3 separate regions of the Homo sapiens genome follow, and regions 2 and 3 are each linked to region 1. The links are chromatin loops, found by intact Hi-C in ENCODE. Cell type or tissue: Caco-2. All regions are shown on one strand. Region 1 has its middle 230 kb from the start of LINC00460. Region 2 overlaps LOC107984626 (a long non-coding RNA gene). Region 3 has its middle 160 kb from the start of LINC00460.

The links. Peaks named below come from ENCODE experiments on the same cell type or tissue, not always from the same donor. Only the 100,000 strongest peaks of a DNase experiment are listed, where the experiment ranks them.
Region 2: a loop joins it to region 1, with 6 times the contacts of the local background. A loop is called at or near these places in 2 of 110 quality-filtered maps.
Region 3: it touches region 1 in a loop (2.4-fold over the local background); 4 of 110 quality-filtered maps call a loop at or near these places.

Annotation. Positions count from the first base shown.
Region 1 is chr13:106,139,342-106,147,341 of GRCh38, forward strand. No RefSeq gene overlaps it. Among named protein-coding and RNA genes, the nearest start is that of LINC00460, 230 kb to the right of the region's middle. In Caco-2, no CTCF peak of the experiment used is centred here; DNase peaks (open chromatin) are centred at 208, 5,000 and 7,260.
Region 2 is chr13:106,238,334-106,246,333 of GRCh38, forward strand. All of the region lies in intron 3 of LOC107984626 (a long non-coding RNA gene), which reads right to left. Among named protein-coding and RNA genes, the nearest start is that of LINC00460, 130 kb to the right of the region's middle. In Caco-2, no CTCF peak of the experiment used is centred here; DNase peaks (open chromatin) are centred at 4,038 and 4,388.
Region 3 is chr13:106,209,357-106,217,356 of GRCh38, forward strand. No RefSeq gene overlaps it. Among named protein-coding and RNA genes, the nearest start is that of LINC00460, 160 kb to the right of the region's middle. In Caco-2, no CTCF peak of the experiment used is centred here; no DNase peak of the experiment used is centred here; H3K4me3 peaks cover 1,264 bases.

The DNA.
Region 1 (8,000 bases):
GGGCAATAATATCAAAAATAAAAGTGTTTATAACTTCAAACATAGCAACTGCATTATCAGTTCTGACACAATTCCTTTCATCTGTGGCTCTGAAAGCATTTTACAGCAGTTCACAAGTTATCATCAAGAAATCATACACTCAGGACAAAGTATTTGACGAATGTATTAGAGCAGCGAATAAACAGCCCTAAGCCTTTGCTCAGGAGTTTCACCTCTGCTCCCTCAAATGACCTTTTGTCTCAACAATTCCACGAGAAACAAATTGATCTACCCTTAGCTTGCCCTCATGTTTCCTAGATATGAGTCAACTAGCAAAATCTCTAAGTGCTACCATGAATAATATTGCAAGAAAACATGATCACCCTGTGACTCAAGACACTGCGGGTCTTTCTGCTATCAATACAGGGAAGCCCATCTAAAGCTATTAAATAGTTCATTATTACTATTGAGGTTTACTCAGAACATAAGAAAATACCAGAAATAGGGAACAAACTCCATGTCTAAAAACATCCAGCTACGGGCAATATAGAATGATGGGGAACACACAGGTTTTAGAGACACATTTTGATTGTAACACCAATTTTGGCACTTTCAATCTGTAGAGTTCTAGATTCTTTCATCTTTCTGAAACACAGCCTCCTAATCTGTAAAATAAGAATGATTATACCCACCATTCATGACTGTTCTAATGTTCAAATAACGTTTGTAAAGGCTCTCTTCTAATACCCAACATACTGCAAGATCTCAATAATAATGAGAGATATTATTTCTATTATTATTATTATTTATTTCTATTATTTCTATTATTATTATTATATATTTCTATTATTTATTTCTATTATTATTATTATTATTTGAGATGGAGTCTCTGTCTCCCAGACTGGAGTGCAGTGGCACAATCTTGGCTCACTGCAACCTCTGCCTCCCAGGTTCAAGCGATTCTCCTGCCTCAGTCTCTCAAGTAGCTGGGATTACAGCCGTCCACCACCATGCCCAGCTAATTTTTGTATTTTTAGTAGAGACAGGGTTTCGCCATGTTGGTCAGGCTGGTCTTGAGCTCCTGACTTTAGGTGATCCACCCACCTCGGCCTCCCAAAGTGCTGGGATTACAGGCGTGAGCTACCGCACCCGGCCTATTATTGTTATTATTTTCTTTCTTAGTCCATTCCTGCTGCTATAGCAAATTACTTTAGGCTAGGTAATGTATAAATAATAAAAATTTATTTCTAACAGTCCTGGAGCCTAGGAAGTCCAGGATCAAGGCTCCAGAGATTTCATTTCTGTTCAGGGCTGGCTCTCTGCTCTGGATGTGATGCCTGGTTGTTGCATCATTCAATCGAAATGAACACTGTGTCCTCACTTGGTGGAAAGACCTAAAAGGGAAAAACTCACTCCTTCAAACTCCTTCATAAGGCTTTTATAATCCCATTCATCAGGGTAGGGCTTTCATTGCCTAATCACCTTTCAAGGGTCCCACCTCTCAGTATCATCACCTTAGGGGTTAAGTTCCAAGTTATGAATTTTGGAGGGACACATGCATTTAAACCACAACATTTTCTAAAAAGCTAAATTAGAAAATTGGGGCTGGTATTTGATTCCTGACACAACTTCTGTTCTCCTAAAACAGTGGACTTACACCTTATAGATCCTAACAGGTTCCTATTAAAGTCACTGGAATATTGGCTGGGCGTGGTGGCTCACACCTCTAATCCCAGCACTTTGGGAGGCCGACACGGGTGAGTTTCTTGAGGCCAGGAGTTCGAGACTGGCCTGGCCAACAAGGCGAAACCTCATTTCTACTAAAAATACAAAAATCAGTCTGATATGGTGGCATGGATCTATAATTCCAGCTGCTTGGGAGGCTGAGGCATGAGAATCACTTGAACTCGGGAGGTAGAGGTTTCAGTGAGCTGAGACGGCACCATTGCACTCCAGCCTGGGCGACAGAGTGAGACTCTGTCTATAAACAAAATAATACAATAAAATAAAACAAAACACCAGTGACCTAAATCTACACCAAACCCACAATTAAAATAAATAAATAAGTAAAGTCATTGGAATATTGAACCAACTTTATATGGAGTTGTGCCAGAGAATGCTCTTTCCTCTGAAGGAGGCCAACATGAATCTCCTCAAGTGCAGGGCTTTATTTTACATATAGAACCAACCATCTCACACGCCTCTCAACACCGGTTCCCCAACATGCCAATTTAAACTTTCATTTTCAAAGACACTAAATCAATAGATGCCCACTGAGCTTGTGACTGAACTAACTCCTAATAGAAGAAAACTTAAAAGGGTTGACAGGTGTCAATAGGTGCTGATTGACTTTTAAGAGATATATTAAAAAATGAGGGTGCCAATTTATTTTCTCTGCCAGTGACAAATAAGTTTCAATTCCCTTACAATACAGTTGCATCCCTTTCATACACCTTTTTGATTATTCAGGGTTTCTGTACCTCTCTCTTCTTCTGCTATTCTTTTTCTCTAGAACATCATAACTTCCCCAATGGATAAGAGTTATGTCTTTATCTTCTGCACTGAAGCCCACTTCTTGGAACTAAACAACATACCATGAGTTAACTTACTTATCTGGCAATATCTATTATGTTAAGTGTGAGAGCAAATCAAAATATTAAAAGTCTTCTTTATAAAGATAGTAAGTCACCTGGTGAAGGTTATATCTAAAACTATGCATAATAATGCGTGAATGTGACTCATATTAACATTTATAAATTTCTACCCTCTGAATGCCTATGTCTCCCCGAAATTTATAGGTTGGAATTCTAACCCTAAAGGTGATGGTATTAAGAAGTGATTAGGTCATGAGGGCAGAGTCCTCAGAAAGCTCCTTTGTCCCTTACACCAGGCCCCGAGGACTCCGCAAGAATGCACTTTCTACAAACCAGGAAGCAGGCCCTCGCCAGACACTAAATCTGCTGGCACCTTGATTTTGGAGTTCCCAGCCTCTAGAACTATAAAAAATAAATTTCTATTGTTTATAAGCCACCCAATTATAAAACAGCATCCAATTGGGATGCTGTTTTGTTACAGCATCCCAAACAGACTAAGATATAAATATACTATAAGCTCTTTCAGGGTGAGCGTATTATCTTTATTTGGGTTCGTGGAATTAAAAAAATACCTGGCACAGAGTAAGCGTTCAATCAACATTTGATTAAAAAAATAAATCAGCCATGTCTCCCACTATATGTTAAAGAATGACAGAGAATGAAATAACTTTTTTTCTGTCAAAGGGAAGATTTTTGAAGAATGTACAGCGGAAAAATCAGTGACAATATGAGCACAGAGCTGCTTGGCCTCTCTCTCATACTTGTCCAATTCCTCTGAAGATCCCCCAAGGGTCAGAGAGAAGTACTAAAGCTAGTTTGTATCTTGGGTGACTAAATTAATGGGCTATATGTACAGAGAACCAAAAAATAACATTTGAGATAGAAGTAGAAAATGTATAATAATTGCAGCTCTCTGCGATCATGGAAAACAATTGATTCAATCTTTGAAACGACTGATATTCATGACTTCTTTTCAAAGTAATTATTAAGGTCAGTTTCCTATAAATTATTTATGTAGTGAAATTCACAGGCACTGAAGTAATATGGAACTTAGAAACAATCCTATCATTTGCTACAGCTAAATTGCACCTTTTTAGTAAGTTCTTATATTTCCCCAATATTTAGAATTTGAACATCTTAGGGTGAATTATATATAATTAGGTGTGTCTATGTGCCTTCATTTTTAACCCATCACAGGCACATCCACTGATTGGCCTGTGATGTCTTAGACTGCATGTCACATCAAAAACCCTAGTTGAATTTGCCTCAACTGGAGAGAAAAGGAAAACCATTGTGTCCCATCAAGATGGTGCACCTTTTATCTTATGTCTTAGCCAATGACTCCCCTATTCTCAAATTAAGAGATCCTGACAAATTTGGGGTACAAACCTAAACATAGGTAAAATTTAAATTACAAATACTTCTACCTGGGGTCTTCAGTATTTTATAATTCCTTCTTAGAGCTAAGCATAATTTTAAGTGCTAATAATGAACAAAATTATCCTTATTGCTATTTTTATCCTTTTTTCTAATATCCAACTTCTAGCTGTGGGTTTTACATATCTGGCCAACAAAAAGTTTGAAGACTAATCACAAAAGCATGTATAAACACCAAGAGGTTTTAGCATGTGTATAGAATATGAATTTGGAAATGTTTACATATGCAAATATTTTGAGAGCTAGAATTTTATTCTTGGCATAGAAACTAAGGGTTTTTTTCTAAGCACATTGCTACAGAAAACCGATATCCTGGAGGGATTGTTTACTCGGAAGAGGCTTTGGGATAAGAGTTACACTAGCATTTAATGATGTTGATCTAATGTTATTTTATGGTTAAAGGAGCTGCAGAATTTTACCCTAAACTTTTACCTTTTATCTAACTGTCTTTTTTTTTCCACTTCTTTAATAGTAAAAAAAAAAAAAAAAAAAAAAAATTAAATTGTGGTATTATAACACAGAGTGCACTTCTTTCTCAGTTTCATTGATGCCAATGAAGGCAAAATGGAATGAAATGTCATACTGACTTGAGTCATTAAAAAAAACATGTAATTTTAGTGTTTAGTCAGTAAATGAATTCAATAATATTCACACACGAATCTTTGAAAGAGTCATTTGGATTGCTTTTTAATAAAATAGAGCTAAAGCCTCCAGCCCCAATGGCCACAGGTAAACCTCAAGGTTGCCATCAAAATGGGCTGCAGTCTCCAGCCATTGGGTTCTGTCATGAGATTTACCATCACTGTGTTTCCCTGTTTTGACTGATCACTAAATACCTGAGGTATTTTGTTTTATTCCCAGGCACTAATTTAATGCTACCTTTGAATGTTCAAAAAAAATTTGCTGGTTATGTATTTGATGTTTACCTACTCATATGTGAAAATAAATACTTGAGATTACATTTGTGAGCTACTGTTTGAACTGGGTTTTTCTGCAGGAAAACCTGCTCAACCGGTTTTACCAAATCCCTAGAAGAATGTTTTCTGATACAAAGAATGGATTGTTACACAGGACAAGATAGGTAATTATGAGATCATGAATAAGTTTGTCTTTCATTGTGAAAGTACATAAAATAGGAATAGAATGTGTGATTACTGATTACAGAAGTTCTTTTACTATGGAACTTATAAGAAAAAAAAAGGAAGTTACCTAAGAGGGCATTCAAAAAATGCTCAGCTTGTTGTAACCCAAGCTAATGAAAACAAGGAAATTTATAGTTAAGGCTGACTTCCAATACCTAGGCACCACAGGGTGTCTTTTAAACCACTTCCTTCATGTGGCCCTTTGAGTCCATGGATGGGAGGTCGGCTTAAACTGTGAATTTCTTTATTATTAGTTTCTAACACAACCTTAAAGTACTTTGAGTGTACTCTGAGACTTTCTGGTTAGTGCGTTTAACTTCCTCTCTTTAACAACATTGGTATCACCTTGATGGGCTAAGCTACCACAACTGAGATTCAATGATTGCCAAATGGAGATATTGCTCTAGTTTTAGTTCCAAGCCTGGTGGGTTTTCCTTCACTATGCAACACCACTGATCACCATGCATGGGGTTTTTCAGAAGTGACATCTTCATAAAATTTTTTTCCTGATATTAACTAACACACAATTTATTTCATAATGTTAACAAAACTTTTGGAAGGCTTTCAATATCCTTATTGTTTCAAAAACAAGTTCAAGAAAGATACCTTCTGTGTAAAATTACTGCTATGATTTACAAGAAAAGATCTTCTGCAGTCTTCTTTGTTAAGTTGAGAGGGTGAGATTCCATTGGTGACAGGGAGGAAACAACAAGGCTCCCCTTTCTCATTACTGTCCATTTGAAACCTCTCTCTACAGACTTTGATCCTTAGGTGGCTGCTCAAATAGGTCACATGGTGTTTCTGGTTAGATAAGGGAAGTCCTCCAGTCATTTTTAATAGTCCAGTTTCAGCAATTTTATTGTCCAACCAACGCAACTGTCAGAATCCTAAACTTAACTTGGAGTTCTTGTTTCCCTCCTTCTCCCTCCCACCCCTTGGGCCTGCTTTGTGGAGACCTACAGTGTATTGGAGCTGGGAAACCAATACCACCAAACTGTGGTCTTCATACATGCTGAACTGACAAAGAAGCCTCAAGGTCTCTCTGACCTTCCTCCATCCCCAACTATCTCTCCCAAAGCATAGGATGAAGTCATTCTCTGAAGCTCCCTTATCTGACTAAAGTCCAGACCTACCAAAGAAGAAAAAATTACCTCTGGTCCTCTCCATAAGTTTTCATTAACTGAACTAATTTCACAGGAAAGAGGACTAAAGTCTCTCAAACTTGAACAGACTTGTGTCACAAACCATTGTTCACTCTGTGGGCCCAACAGACTTTGATTCAGACCATCATAGGTTCTTCAAACTCATTGAATTCTCCCTAGGAATTATGTATTGCCCCTCAACAGAATTCCTCTTCTCCCCTCTCCTATAACCTGTTTTGCCAAGATCCAAGCCCCCATTCATTCTGTAACTTCAAGATGGTTTATAAGCTTCTGCACCCCAATGGGAGGTGGCTTCTTCATTCTGAATGCCCCTGTCACCCAAAACTATGATCAAATAAATTTCTGTGGCTCTTCTCCCATTAATCTGTCCTTGATGAGTTGATTTTCTAGCAAACCTCCTGAGGGTGAAAGGGGAACTTTCCATTTGCCTCTTATAAGTGGAAGCTTCTTCCTTTCAAAAACTTCTCCTTTTCTCACTTTACCCTGTCCCCACTAGGCGGCCTTCTGGCTCTTCCTGGATTGGAGTGGGCTTGGGGAAGAAGGAGAGGGGAGTGGACAGAAAACCTCTATGTTCTCTGGACTTTGCTCTCTGAACTTTGGGGCTCTTCCAGGATAACTCTTTTTGTCTTCGGATGCATTTGTGAGTTCTCTGGAGACACCACCTCAATGCATGTGTCCCATTATGTTCCTTTAATGAGGTCAACATTCTTTCTCTGGCTGCCACTTAACATACCACTCAGGTTCTGTATCAGTGACACCCCTCCAAGCTCTTTCTGCTCTTTCTGCTATCAGTAAGTGTGTGCTTCCAGATGGGGTCACTGTGACAATGACCTTCCAGCTGGTGCCTTCCCCAGGGCTCACCTCTGTTATTCTAGCTCCCCATGTAGCTATGGCCTTCAATGGGACAGGCTGCATGATTTGTAAGGCCCACTGCAAAATAAAAATGCAGGGCCTCTTGTTCAAACACTATTAAGAATTTCTAGGTGGTGACAAGAGACCATTAAACCAGGTGTGGCCCTTCTGGGTGTGGAGCAGTGTGTGACTGCACAGTCTCAGGCCTAGCTCTTCATGCTGTGACTGGTAGGGCTTCAACACCACTCCACAATGTCTCCTAAGACCTAAGTAGCTCCTTTGGAGCCCTGTTCAGTAAGCAGAGAGCCAGGAGAAACCCCCATGCCCTCTCTTTGGATTGAGGAGGCAAATGGTAAGTACTAACTTTCCTTAAGAAGAATGTGTTGAGCATACCAGCATCACTCTTTGCTACTGTAGGAGAGAAACAGTATTTTTCTCACCCATCTCAAGGTTCATGACTGAGGCCTTTACAATAAAATACAGATTAATAAGGGAAAAGCATAACACATTGATTTAATATAAATTTTACATGTGTGGCAGCCTTCAGAAATGAAGACTCCAAAGAAACAGGGCAACCTGTGTTTGTTTCTGCTTAGGTTGGAGGAAGAGGACAGAGTCGTGCAGAAGTAGGATTAGACAGAGGGGGATATGAGCTACCTGTAATAAACTGGGGGAGCTTAGCAAGGCCTGTTTGTTTAGAATCTTTGTATTAGTCCATTCTAGCACTGCTATTAAAAAACAAATAAACAAAAAACCCTGAGACTGGGTAAATGTGTAAAGAAAAGAGGTTTAATTGGCTCATGGTTCTGCAGGCCGTACAGGAAGCATACTGG
Region 2 (8,000 bases), 99 kb after region 1:
CGACAGAACCTGAGTTTGTTAATCACAATCCTGACAAAATTATTCTTTAAGCCAGCTCTGAAAAGATATTTCTTGCTTGGACAATACATTGTTTTTTACTTTAGTAGATGTGAGCTTCTTGAATAGCCCTTTATACACATTGAGAAAAATTTCTTTGCTCGCAGCCAAAGGGTATCACCTCTAAAAAGATATGAAACCAAAACTGCAAATCAAATAATAATTAAATATTAAACTGCTGTGTAGCATTCAAAAGTTACTAAGCACTTTCACTTATTTACCTCATTTAGTCTTATTTAATTCTGATCTTAATGTGTTTGGGTTGGCCATTGTGTTACTGTGCAGTGTCTTTGAAATGAATGTTTGACAATGCAAAAAACTTACCCTATTACCTTCTGAAATTGTCTTGAAAGTAAAAACTCCAATGAGCTTTCAGGAATTTGCACATCCAGGACTGCCATTTGAAAAGCTGCCTGTCTGAGGCACTGTTCTTTCCTGGTGCGTTTCCCCAGAACACGCGATGCTTCCCTGGGGCTGTATATCATCGCTGATGAAGACGGAAGGGTCCTGCCTCTAATGTAAAAGGCATCAGCGTGCCTCAGGGCCTTCTGACAGGACACCAGGAGGCTCTCAGTCTCTTGATCCCCTGCCAGGTGATGAGGGCTGAGGTCTCGTCTATGGACACGTTAGTACAGGGAAATGGACCAGCAGAAGAGACTCTCACCATTATTTCTTCCAAGTGAAAGTGGGAGAAACTGACTATCAGGCTGTACAGTACTGACTCAATAAAGATGTTTACTGTAAAGAAGTGTGGAAAAAAACAAACATAATTCTGTATTACACTCTTCTTAGATTTTGACTTTAAGATAATCCAAATGCATAATCATTTCTGCTCTGATGTTTTATCTCTAGTTTATTTTGCGTCTATAAGATATCTTTTTAAACTATGCCTTAAAAATGTTTTTGGTGAAAACTGAAGATGTATGTGTGTGTGTGTGTGTGTGTGTGTATTTCAAAATTGCTTTTATTCTATATTAAATCTATAATTTTTACTCAAAAGGCAATGTTTTATTATCCAAGTAACTGATAACTCTAAAATTTTGTCTTAATTTCTGCATGATAAACCAAGGCCCTTAAGGGTAGAAAGTGGTCCATAGCCAGCATTCAGTATGGTAGTTCCACATATTGAGATACTCAAAAATTGCTTGTTGAACAGGATATCATATCGCAATAATGACTAAGTGCTTTCAAAAACAGTAGCTTAATTTCGGATTGCATTTATAAAAATCATTGATGAGGAAGATTACTTTGAGGAGTGGGAAACTTTTGAAACTGCTTTAGTAATATCTGAAAAACCTGGAGTTCTAAGGAGTAATGCTAGAATTTCGAATAAGTCTAAATTAAGAATCCACTTGTTGGGTCTCAGGTTCATCTATCAAACAGAAAAAGGAGGACTCCAAGTCAGAGGTCGAGGTTGCAGGGAGCCAAGATGGTGCCACTGAACTCCAGCCTGGGCGATAGAGCAAGACTCTGTCTAAAAAATATATATATATATATATATATATATATATATATATATATATATATATACATATATATATAAACTTTATATAAACTCCAAGCTGATCAGAAACCAAGCATTCAACTGAGTACATTAGGTTGTCAGTGTAGAAAGGGACTCCCGCAAACCCAGCAGCTTTACCCTAGAGGAGAAACTCAAGGCTCAGCAAAGTTAGACAATCAAACAATTGCCCAAGATGACAGAACTACTTGGGAGGAAGTCGGGGGGGAAAAAGGGGTTAATCATTCATGTGTCCTGAGGGACCTTATCATAGGCTCCGGGACTGATCATTGCTGCATTGGAAATCTGAACAATTCAATGTCCTCCTAAGTATCCTTAGGTCATTAAGTTAATTTGAAGTTTGATAGTATTTTCATATTTTCCAATAATTGTTTCTTCATAGCAACAATTCTTCATTATGCAACATGTTGCCCACATTCCGGCTATTGACCTTACCCACGTTACCTAAGCTCTCTTCTCTTTAGATACACCATGTGTGAAATGAACAAAACAATCCCTCCTTTGCTACAGCAGTCCCTTCGCTGCTCAGCAATATTCCACTTGTCCTATCTGGACACATGATAGGGTCGATTGAACTTCCCACTCCCCTGGAATTAGGCAGTGACTGTTTTACTAATGCATGGCATCCAATGTGAGCACATTGATATGTTTCACTTCAAGGCAGCAACGACTAACAGTCTGCACAATTTGCTGATTCTCTTTCCACTGCCACAATGATGGTCAACGTTCCAGGTGAAGGGGCCTCTGTCAGCCACATCCCTAGGAGGAAATGACATGGAGCAGAGCAGTGCTGAGTTGAATGGACATATAAAGTGAGCAAAAAAAAACAGAGAAAACAATCACTGCTGTTTTAAGTCACAAAGTACTGGAGGTTGGTTTATAATCACAGCATAACCTAGTCTGTCTGAAGTGATGCACTTTTGGTATTCTGACATTTAAAATAACATGTGCCAAAGGAAGAAACAACAGATGCTGGGGCCTCCCTGAGGGTTGAGGGTGGGAGGAATGAGAGGAACAGAAAATAATAACTATGGGCTATAGGCTTAGTACCTGGGTGATGAAATAATCTGTACAACACACCCCCATGACATGAGTTTACCTATGTAACAAACTGGCACATATGCCGCTGTACCTAAAATAACCTTATTTTCTAAAAACTAAAAATAATGTGTGCAGTGTGGCCTAGCCACCGCTTTGGCTCCCATAGACCCTCAACCCAATAGTATCAACTAGTTTGATGGCCAGTGAAAAAAACCTTTCATTTTTAAATAAGAAGTTATGAATTTTTTGAAACAAAGAGGATGTTTAAAATTTGAAAAATATGAAAACAAATGGAGACAACTCTCATAAGTAATAAGCCTGGCTAAGCAGAATCCTGTGTCTTACATTCAAATTGCTCCTAGAAGTGGCAAAACAAATTTTTTCACGTCTGAATTCCATCAGATGTGGTGGGTGAGTTAAGTAATCACACTAAATAGATCCTACAACAAGTAATAGCACTCATTGATCATAGCTGAATTGCACACAAGAAGGAAATGCAGTTTCTGTACCAATAACACATCCTCCCCACTACACATATGCACATCCTACATAAATACTAATAATTTATAAGTGTCTAGGTCTTTGTCCTGCCCAAGCATTTTAAAACCTGTTATTTCACTTGGTCAAAAATAATAGTGAAGTATCAAATACTATAGTAAAATGCTTTTAACCTATTGTGGAGCAACTGCCCTGCCTAAGAAGCTCCTGAAAACTAGGGATCCCCTCTCCAAAATATCACTTAAAACCCCAAATATACATTGTGTACATAGACGCTGGAAACTTGCTGATTCACTGTAGCCCTTAATAGATCCTCGGTCAAGAATAGTGGCATTAACATTTTAGGATATTTTCACTTTTCCTAAGGATCTAGAGCATAATGGGAGATTTCAGAGGTCACTGACCAATATTTATTAAACAAGTCATTGATCCAAAGCATGTGAATAGGCAAAGAAAATTTTCATGGAACTGTCAAACACATATTCCTTCTTATGTATTGTGTGTGGGAGAAGCTCTGAAAACCCTGCTCTTTTATCCATAGCTCCTGAAAGGAATGAGAAGTTCTTTCCATTCCCCAGTATCTGAAAATTCCATGCAAACAATAACTTTAGAATCGTCACAGGCAAAAGAATTGTAACGATTAAGGAAGGAGGCAGAGACAAAAAGTAGTGCGAAGTGGTGCTGAGGGGAGTGGAGACAGTGTCTGAAAATTGGAGTCTCCACAGAACTGCTGCATCATTCAGTGTCAGAAGATGCCTAGAATTGTTGTCATATTTTGAGATTTTTTTGTCTTTTCTCAGCCTAAAACTAAGTATTAACCGGCTTTGAACTGGCACTGCAAGGACCAGTGCTCCAGTGATTAAGGACCAGAATGAATTACCCATCTTTAGTCTTTGATCTAAAACAACTGACCTGGCAAAGATACTGCCTAATTGTCTGGGACCGCCAATGGGGAGGGAAAGAGGAACTGCAAGTCCGTTCAGCAAATGAGATTGTCTTCATTGTCCATTTTGTAAGCCTGTAGACGTAGACTACAAGAATGAAGATATCTTCCTCATTATTGAATTTTATACCCTGGATTTCTCAGGAATCTATATTGACCTGAATTCACTCTCAAACCAGAAACAGATAGTAGAATTAACTCTAAGACAGAAGCTTAAATTTCCAGTAATACAGATAAGAGACTAAACATTTTTGTAGAAAGTGCCCAAGTGTATCTCTGTATTATATCTCCATGTTGTAAATGAGCTGTGGCTCTGAGTCAGACCGGTTCTGCGTGCTATCAGCCTCTATGGTACACATACAACACACCATCAGAAGATAAAGGTTCATTGATCTTTTGCAGTACACTAGTTTGAAACCGCAAGTGTTTTGATGAAGATAGTAAAAATCCACATGGAGAAGACTTAGCCCAGCACTCACATGTTTGTGATACTTTCAGTAGAGAAGACATTGCTCTTTCTTCTATTTACCCATATGACTTTGCTTACAGCCATTGCTTATCAGTGTGTGTGTGTTTACAGTATGTTACACCATTTTCACATTTACACACACATACGTACACGTACACAAATGAGGCATCAGGATCCAACTCTTGAGAAATAAAAAAATTCTGTATATATTGTAAATACATTATATACTGTATTTTCCTACTTTTAAAATTTATAGTGCATCTTGGAGAGCTTTCATAACATATAAACTACACTGTCTTTTTAGACAAAAGATAGCAAATACTGGTGAGAATGTGAAGGAAAAAGAACTCTCATACACTGTTGGTGGGAATGCAAACTAGTACAGCCGCAATGGACAACAGTATGGAGGCGCCTCAAAAAACTGTAAATAGCACCACGGTATGATCCAGCCATACCGCTGCTGGGCAATTATCCAAAGGAAACGAAATCAGCATATCAAAGAGATCTCTGCACCCCCCATGTGTATTGCAGCACTATTCACAATAGCCAACATATGGAACCAACCTAGATGTCTAACAACAGAGGAATGGATAAAGAAATGTGGATGTGTACACAATGGAATGCTATTCACTCATAAAAAAGAATGAAATCTTGTCATTTGCAACAACATGGATGGAACTGGAGGACACTAAGTTCAATAGGTCAGAAAGTTAAACACGGCATGTTCTCATTTGTAAGAGGAACCAAAGAAAGTTGATCTCATAGAAGTAAAAAGCAGAACAGAGGATACTAGAGGCTGGGAAGGGTGGAGGAAAAGAGGGATAGAGAGAGATTTGTTAAAGGAGACAAAATTACAGCCAGATAGGAGGAATAATTGGAGTCATAAATGCTAGTGTCACCTGGCACTGTAGGATGAATATAGCTCATGATAATATTTTGTTTCAAACAGCTAGCTAGTTTGGAGCTAGCTAGGAGGATAGCTAATGTTCCCAACACAAAGAAACAATAAATATTTATGGTGATGGAGATGCTAATTACCCTGATCTGATCACTATACGTTATACGTATCAAAACACCACTAGGTACCTCATAAATGTGTACAATTATTGTATGTCAATTTTAGAAATAAAGTAAAAAAGAAGAAAATAAGCTGTCTTTAAAAATCAATCATATAAAGCATAAGCATTGTAATGTTTAAATCAAACAGTATAAAAGGGAAAACAATGAAAACTGTGTCCCTCTAATCCCAAATCTCTAGTCTCTCAGTCTCTTTGCCCAGAGGCGGACATTATGAAAGTTGTTCAATAGAAAAAAATAGAAATAAATATAATAGAAAAAGAAATGAAGAGAGAAGACTAAAGATGGCTGCAGATTATTTGCTAACCCTCCATGCACAAGTGGAGTATATTTCCTCATCTCTTGAATCTGGGCTGGCCCTGAAACTGCTTTAACCAACAGAATATGGCAGAAGCACAACAGTCCCTTTCTGGGCTGAGGACTTTAGGGGGACAAGCTGCTTCCTCTTCTTGGAAATCAGATGCCATGTAAGACAGACTGACGTGCTGTGGAAATAATACCCATCATGCTACACACCAAGTAAGTGTTTAGGAATGGCTGGATTATCCACACCCTTGTCAATAAAGTGTTTTATGCACTCTAATTTGGTTAATATATTTTTAACTCTGACTAGCTTAAAAGGATCTTTTTGCTGCTTTGACAGTTTTGTATATGAGTGTGTGTGTTTTTCTCTCTGACTGTAAACTTGTTTTACCTTTCATATGGTTAATCCTTTTATTGAATTATAATGCTTTTACACAATAAAAAAAAATAATTCATTTTATGCTATGAATATTTATATAATCAAACTTCTCTAACTTTCTTTTATGGTCGTAGTTAACATGACTTTTCCACTATAATATTAGCTCTTTTATACATTTTGCTTTAGCTATTTTATAATTTCATTTCTTGCATTCAGTATTTAAGAGAGTTCTAATTTGTGTTGCTGTACAAGTAATGTTGATATCTAGTTTTATCCTTTTCCAGGTTGCTATCTTCCCCTAATTATTTAAATGCAAATTTCATATACTAACTTCTCATGTCTATTTGGATTTTTTCTTCTTTTTTTTATTCATTCACAAATTCACTGCTGTTATTTATTTTTAATTTGTTAATTTTCAAATATGAAATAACAAACGTATTTAACACCTGGAGATGTCACTAATACATTTGAATTTAAAATTTCAAAAAAAGTTTCTAGCAGGGTTCATACAAATTCCAAATGGACATTAACTCATCATATTATAAAATTAGCTTCAAAACTATAGAGAACTTTTTAAAAACAAGTTCACATTTCTTGAAGCGCAAAAAAAGAAATGGTTATTGTCACTTAATGCTTGTTAACACAGAAACACAATGGTATGTTTTGCCATTTTTTGTAGAAAATCATGTGAATTAGCAAAATTAATTATAAATCCTCCATATATGGGTCAAGCAAAATGAAAGTTTAATTTATTTGAATAGGCATGGGTCAATTTGCTCTGGAAAGATAAAATTAGCCAGTGAAATAAAACATTCCTTAAAATCACTGGGAAAGCCCTAATCACAGTTGCATTACAGTTCCAGTTTCTTCTGCATTATATCATCATTCATTTTAAGATGGATGTTCCTCTTTTCTTCCATGAATAGCGAGTTTAGTTAGTAAAGATAGGAAAGTAGCTTATGTATCTTTGAATCTCCTCTGTGCCAATCACAGAGCACTGAATATAATGTATGTATGTGTATGTGTGCTACATAAATGCCAGATCAATTATATGAATGCATGAATTCAATATACATATCTATATATCTATATATCTAGATATATATATATATCTATATATCTAGATATATATATATATCTAGATATATAGATATGGAGACAGGATCTCAATATTGAGACAAGGTCTCGTTCTGTCGTGCAGGCTGGAGTTCAGTGGCACAATCTCATCTCACTGCAACCTCTGCTGCCTGGGTTCAGGCTATTCTCGTGCCTCAGCCTCTGAGTAGCTGGGATTACAGGTGTGCACCACCACACCTGGCTAATTTTTGCATTTTTAGTAGAGATGGGGTTTCACCATGTTGTCCAGGCTGGTCTAAAACTCCTGATCTCAGGTGATCCGCTCGCCTTGGCCTCCTGAAGTATTGGGATTACAGGCATGAGCCATTGCACACTGCCCAATGTCATGTATTTTTATGTAAAACTTCATTAATCTTCCAAAGTCAAAGACAAAGGATGTTCTAAAAAAGTAAACTTTTAATATGAATGTTCCAAAATATTTTGAAATGTAATAGTGATTTGGGAATTCATTAATCAGTCATGTAACTAATATATTAAACATGTCTTTGAATTAATTGATTCATTAAAGATGTGTTCATAAACTATTTACACCCATGCCCTCTACTAGACTATGGAAAACACAAGGTAAGAGGTC
Region 3 (8,000 bases), 70 kb after region 1:
TATGAAGCTTTTCATTTATGTCCTATCAACGATTCTTCACTCTTTTGCACAATGTGGTTGGAAGAAAGGTCAGAAGAAACGCAAAAGAAAGTAAACTGCAGAGTCAATTGTCTGTTGCCTCTGAGATCTATTAATCCTCAGGTGTTTTGTTTTGTTTTTTCACTTCATTTCTCTGTATGCTTCTATTTGTACCATAATCCACCAGCCAACAACTCTGTCCCTTTGAATGAAAAAGTTAACAAGGATGTCATAAAACTGGACAGTTGTCCTACAATCACATATGATCAAATCTAAGCTATCAAAATTATTGTACTAACACAACACAGCATTTTCCTCGAGGAATGGGCCGACCTCATATTTCACAGCATTAGAGATAATATATATTTAATTTAGGAAATTTATTTCTCCCACTTTATAGGGAGAAATTTATACATTATTCTTGGAAAATAAAAACACATATCCACTTATTTTGTGATGTGTTTTTTACTGTTCATTTGGTTAAATAAGAATGGTCAGGCGGATTCACCCTTTACAAATGTGTGAGATGATAGAGAGAGAGAGATAGACAGACAGATGGATAGATGATAGATTCTGTTTTCTCAGTACTGACAAAACCACCAGTTTTGGTAGATATTCAAAGCGTTGACATTACTTTCTGGACAAGAGATCGCTGGAAAGGAAACAGAGTCATAAGCATGTTTTAGGGTCTTCATCGTGAACCACTCTTTAACAGACTTTGATCTGTCAGAAATTACAATCTTGTTTATAGTGTCTCAGCTAAGGTGTTTAGGATTACAGGACTGGGCCTACAGAAATATAATTGGACATATATATATATATATATATATATATAGAGAGAGAGAGAGAGAGAGAGAGAGAGAGAGAGAGAGAATAGCCACCTTTATCATTTTCATTATAATTTACCCAAGAGATAAGTGTTTGAATGGTCCCAAATGAAGAAGACAGACTGATCATAAGTTCTGACCGGATTTCACTTTCTTAAGTAGATGTACCCCCAGTGTCAAAGAAAAGGGGCCCCTTAGATTTCATCCAGGACATTTTCCTACTTCCAGGGAAGTCAGTGAGGTGACAGTCCTGCTGACTGTTGAGGTCATCAGGCAAGGAAATTCCACTCCTCTGCCCAGCAATATATTCAGTGTCTAACAACTCCTACCACTATGATAAGAGAGGTTAGGAAAGAGCTGAGACTACCGTATCTGAAAGTATTACAATATAGATTGCTGCTGACAGCTAAAAATAACTTGCTCTGTCCTTTAAGGAAAGACTGAGCCATAAAACGTTTTCAAATTGCAAGACAAGTACCACAGACACATGAGATATATTTCTTAGACTTAAGACATCATACACATTAGGCAAGATAAAATGAGCACTCTCTATTTAACTTAGAGAATGAAATTATCACAAAATTTCCCTTGTTGAAAATAAGTACCCAGTTGGCAATTTGTCAACGCTTTTGTTCCTACTGAAATTGATTGTGAAAATAGGCTGAGGGATGTGGAAGGAAGGGCTAGAGGTGGTATTCAGTGATGAGTTCTGCCCCGCCTCATTTGTGAATAAATGAATGGAAGAGAAGGAAAGAGAAAGAGGGAAGGAGGGAGGGAAGAAGAAAAGGAAGAAGGAAGGAAGAAAGGAGGAAGGAAAGAAGGGGGGAGGGAGGGAGAGAGAGAAAAAAGGAGGGCGAATGGGAAGGAGAGAGAAAGGGAGGGAGGATGGGAGAGCAGGAGAGAGGGAAGGGCTTTGAAAAGTTTAATGGCAAGAACTGCAATTACTTTTGCACCAGCCTAATATTAAAAACAAAACCCAGAAACCTGATGCCCAAAGGATTGGTTCACTGGCACTGTATACCTTTCACTCCATTTTGCTGTGTTAAGATTCTCAGAACAGATAGTCAACAATAACAACAAATTATACTTCTTTCCGGACTCCTAACAGTAACAAGAGAAAAGTACTGATAGTTCTATCCAATTCCATGGCTACAGACATTAAGCAAACTGGTAAATGACCCTTGTATTATTGGATCAGATAATTAACATGACCAATACTTTTATAGACTTTACTTTCCCACTCTAGCAAAGAAAAGAATTAAAAATACTTCAGTCCCTTTGCCTTTTTTTCCCTCTGAATAACAATAATTCAATCCAACTTCTAGGGACTGAAAATTCACTTTCACCCTAAGTAACTGTTCAGCTACCTTTCACCAATGATTACTGTAATCTGCAACTCAAAAAAAAATTTTAAACCAAACTTCTTCCATATTTGTGTTTACGTATTCGGCTTAAGTTACACTCTTTTGCATTTATAAATATGCAGTGTTTTCATGTTATTGAGTTATTTGATGTTTCAATAATTGTATTATAAAAATATAAACTTCACCAGGTCAGGATTCCCTCATTTTACAGATTTCTACTGTGCTATGCATTTTATAGAGGTTGAATAAGCAACTGCAATTTGTTAATTGATTGATCATTCAGTGATTCCAAAAACAATAATAAAATACATCAAAGAGATGGAAAAGAACAGACAGGAAGCCAAGAAAGCGATGAGGTAATTTGCTTGAACAAGATGAGGCCTCTAAGAATAACATGCAGAGGGGCTGGCATCCCCATAGACAAGTGCGCTCTCACTCTCCCTCCCTCACTCCCTCCAACCTTGATGTCCACATGCAATGAAAACTTGTGTCACTCATTTAGATTGTATATCTAATACCAGGTATCTAGATATTTGGCATTAAGTGGAAATAAAAAAAAAAAACTGAGTGACACTTTTAAAAATATTTAGGTCTTAGCATTTCAGCTAGAAGGAACAAACAAAACATAACTTATTGGTGGGCTATTGTGATAAAATAGTGGGTAACTAAGTTATTTTGGAATCCATATTTTAAAATCCATATTTTGAATAGAGAATGTGGAAGAGAAAGAAGTGAGGTGAGATTCAAGGACGTGCAAGAGAAATGGTGTAGGTTAGTTATTTTATAGGTTGTCACATATTAAGATGACAAAGCGTTCACACTGAGAGTATAAAGTACTTCTTTTTTAAACAATGGTATATTTTAAAAAGAGAAAAGACAGTTTTAGAAGCACACATATCCTCACAATTTTCTAATAAATAGCAGCCCACAGCAGCTGGCATGACACTACACCAGCTTTTCTGTGTCTCAACTCACATAGTAAACTGAGCATTTGAGTTTGCCTCAAAAAACTCTTGCCTGCTAAAAATGGAGAGTTTGACAGGATTTCAGAAATGTTCCATGAATCCTAATTTATGAGCAACAGTTGGTAAGTGAGCATGCCAATTAAATCAAATAGTGAGTGTTAATTCATTGACATGGTATTTCCACATGGAAAGGAAAAATGGTTTGCAAAGGAATGATGGGAAAGTATTTACGGATTGAATATTGCATCATTTATAAGCTTGCATTTCTTGATTATTCACCAGTAATTGTTTACTGAAAACGTTCCTGGCATAGTAATTTACACTTCAGTTAGAGTCCACTCATCATGTGCTTCGACATTTATTTCATTTAGAATAACAATCAATAAAACAGGGTCATTCCCCAAGGAAAACTTTTCATGCAAGAAGCATGCAAAATTGTCAAATAAATGAAAATAGCCATCATGAATTGTTGAGCTCCACAGTGTCATTTCAAATTAATCTCTATAAGCCATTTTAAACCTTTCAACAATAGCTGTAATACTCAGCTTTCTTCTTTTCTACTCACAGTAGAAACTGAAAACTTTGGCATGGTAGGAACGTGAATACCAGGGTAGAAAACAAAAGTGAGCTACAGAGGGAGACAGCATGTATCGTAGTTCCCCATTGTTCATGTGAGAAACAGAGTGAGAATGCTACCTAATGCCCAGGCCCACAATTCTACCCGATAGGAAGGCCCTGCCCAACAGATAAGAAGAGGGTGCAATTGTACAGTGCTCAGCATAATCCTTCACAATTTGCTTTGTTTGTACAGAGCACTGTCTGTCTCAAGCACTGTCTAAGCAACAGCACTCTCAATATCTACTAAAACCTGATTCTCTTTTTCTTTTACCCTAATTAGCACAGAAAGCTAGAATAATTTTTAATAGAAAACTTACAGTGGAAAACCTTCTTTAGAGTGATTTATAGGTAAAGTTATTAATAGAGTGAGAGCTCTACTTAAAGAAAGAATGGGGGGAGGAGCCAAGATGGCCGAATAGGAACAGCTCCGGTCTACAGCTCCCAGCGTGAGCGACGCAGAAGACGGGTGATTTCTGCATTTCCATCTGAGGTACCGGGTTCATCTCACTAGGGAGTGCCAGACAGTGGGCGCAGGTCAGTGGGTGTGCGCCCTGTGCGCGAGCCGAAGCAGGGCGAGGCATTGCCTCACCCGGGAAGCGCAAGGGGTCAGGGAGCTCCTTTTCGGAGTCAAAGAAAGGGGTGACGGACTCACCTGGAAAATCGGGTCACTCCCACCCGAATATTGCGCTTTTCGGACCGGCTTAAAAAATGGCGCATCACGAGATTATATCCCGCACCTGGCTCGGAGGGTCCTACGCCCATGGAGTCTCGCTGATTGCTAGCACAGCAGTCTGAGATCAAACTGCAAGGCGGCAACGAGGCTGGGGGAGGGGCGCCCGCCATTGCCCAGGCTTGCTTAGGTAAACAAAGCGCCAGGAAGCTCGAACTGGGTGGAGCCCACCACAGCTCAAGGAGGCCTGCCTGCCTCTGTAGGCTCCACCTCTGGGGGCAGGGCACAGACAAACAAAAAGACAGCAGTAACCTCTGCAGACTTAAATGTCCCTGTCTGACAGCTTTGAAGAGAGCAGTGGTTCTCCCAGCACGCAGCTGGAGATCTGAGAACGGGCAGACTGCCTCCTCAAGTGGGTCCCTGACCCCTGACCCCTGAGCAGCCTAACTGGGAGGCACCCCCCAGTAGGGGCACACTGACACCTCACATGGCAGGGTATTCCAACAGACCTGCAGCTGAGGGTCCTGTCTGTTAGAAGGAAAACTAACAAACAGAAAGGACATCCACACCAAAAACCCATCTGTACATCACCATCATCAAAGACCAAAAGTAGATAAAACCACAAGGATGGGGAAAAAACAGAACAGAAAAACTGGAAACTCTAAAACGCAGAGCGCCTCTCCTCCTCCAAAGGAACGCAGTTCCTCACCAGCAACGGAACAAAGCTGGATGGAGAATGACTGATGAGCTGAGAGAAGAAGGCTTCAGACGATCAAATTACTCTGAGCTACGGGAGGACATTCAAACCAAAGGCAAAGAAGTTGAAAACTTTGAAAAAAATTTAGAAGAATGTATAACTAGAATAACCAATACAGAGAAGTGCTTAAAGGAGCTGATGGAGCTGAAAACCAAGGCTCAAGAACTACGTGAAGAATGTAGAAGCCTCAGGAGCCGATGCGATCAACTGGAAGAAAGGGTATCAGCAATGGAAGATGAAATGAATGAAATGAAGCGAGAAGGGAAGTTTAGAGAAAAAAGAATAAAAAGAAATGAGCAAAGCCTCCAAGAAATATGGGACTATGTGAAAAGACCAAATCTACGTCTGATTGGTGTACCTGAAAGTGATGGGGAGAATGGAACCAAGTTGGAAAACACTCTGCAGGATATTATCCAGGAGAACTTCCCCAATCTAGCAAGGCAGGCCAACGTTCAGATTCAGGAAATACAGAGAACACCACAAAGATACTCCTCGAGAAGAGCAACTCCAAGACACATAATTGTCAGATTCACCAAAGTTGAAATGAAGGAAAAAATGTTAAGGGCAGCCAGAGATAAAGGTCGGGTTACCCTCAAAGGGAAGCCCATCAGACTAACAGCGGATCTCTCGGCAGAAACCCTACAAGCCAGAAGAGAGTGGGGGCCTATATTCAACATTCTTAAAGAAAAGAATTTTCAACCCAGAATTTCATATCCAGCCAAACTAAGCTTCATAAGTGAAGGAGAAATAAAATCCTTTACAGACAAGCAAATGCTGAGAGATTTTGTCACCACCAGGCCTGCCCTAAAAGAGCTCCTGAAGGAAGCACTAAACAAGGAAAGGAACAACCGGTACCAGCTGCTGCAAAATCATGCCAAAATGTAAAGACCATCGAGACTAGGAAGAAACTGCATCAACTAACGAGCAAAATCACCAGCTAACATCATAATGACAGGATCAAATTCACACATAACAATATTAACTTTAAATGTAAATGGACTAAATGCTCCAATTAAAAGACACAGACTGGCAAATTGGATAAAGAGTCAAGACCCATCAGTGTGCTGTATTCAGGAAACCCATCTCACGTGCAGAGACACACATAGGCTCAAAATAAAAGGATGGAGGAAGATCTACCAAGCAAATGGAGAACAAAAAAAGGCAGGGGTTGCAACCCTAGTCTCTGATAAAACAGACTTTAAACCAACAAAGATCAAAAGAGACAAAGAAGGCCATTACATAACGGTAAAGGGATCAATTCAACAAGAAGAGCTAACTATCCTAAATATATATGCACCCAATACAGGAGCACCAAGATTCATAAAGCAAGTCCTGAGTGACCTACAAAGAGACTTAGACGCCCACACATTAATAATGGGAGATTTTAACACCCCACTGTCAACATTACACAGATCAACGAGACAGAAAGTCAACAAGGATACCCAGGAATTGAACTCAGGTCTGCACCAAGCGGACCTAATAGACATCTACAGAACTCTCCACCCCAAATCAACAGAATATACATTTTTTTCAGCACCACACCATACCTATTCCAAAATTGACCAAATACTTGGAAGTAAAGCTCTCCTCAGCAAATGTAAGAGAACAGAGATTATAACAAACTATCTCTCAGACCACAGTGCAATCAAACTAGAACTCAGGATTAAGAATCTCACTCAAAACTGCTCAACTACATGGAAACTGAACAACCTGCTCCTGAATGACTACTGGGTACATAACGAAATGAAGGCAGAAATAAAGATGTTCTTTGAAACCAAGGAGAACAAAGACACAACATACCAGAATCTCTGGGACACATTCAAAGCAGTGTGTAGAGGGAAATTTATAGCACTAAATGCCCACAAGAGAAAGCAGGAAAGATCCAAAATTGACACCCTAACATCACAATTAAAAGAACTAGAAAAGCAAGAGCAAACACATTCAAAAGCTAGCAGAAGGCAAGAAATAACTAAAATCAGAGCAGAACTGAAGGAAATAGAGACACAAAAAACCCTTCAAAAAATTAATGAATCCAGGAGCTGGTTTTTTGAAAGGATCAACAAAATTGATAGACCGCTAGCAAGACTAATAAAAAAAGAGAGAAGAATCAAATAGACACAATAAAAAATGATAAAGGGGATATCACCACCGATCCCACAGAAATACAAACTACCATCAGAGAATACTACAAACACCTCTACGCAAATAAACTAGAAAATCTAGAAGAAATGGATAAATTCCTCGACACATACACTCTCCCAAGACTAAACCAGGAAGAAGTTGAATCTCTGAATAGACCAATAACAGGCTCTGAAATTGTGGCAATAATCAATAGTTTACCAACCAAAAAGAGTCCAGGACCAGATGGATTCACAGCCGAATTCTACCAGAGGTACAAGGAGGAACTGGTACCATTCCTTCTGAAACTATTCCAATCAATAGAAAAAGAGGGAATCCTCCCTAACTCATTTTATGAGGCCAGCATCATGCTGATACCAAAGCCGGGCAGAGACACAACCAAAAAAGAGAATTTTAGCCCAATATCCTTGATGAACATTGATGCAAAAATCCTTAATAAAATACTGGCAAAACGAATCCAGCAGCACATCAAAAAGCTTATCCACCATGATCAAGTGGGCTTCATCCCTGGGATGCAAGGCTGGTTCAATATAGGCAAATCAATAAATGTAATCCAGCATATAAACAGAGCCAAAGACAAAAACCACATGATTATCTCAATAGATGCAGAAAAAGCCTTTGACAAAATTCATCAACCCTTCA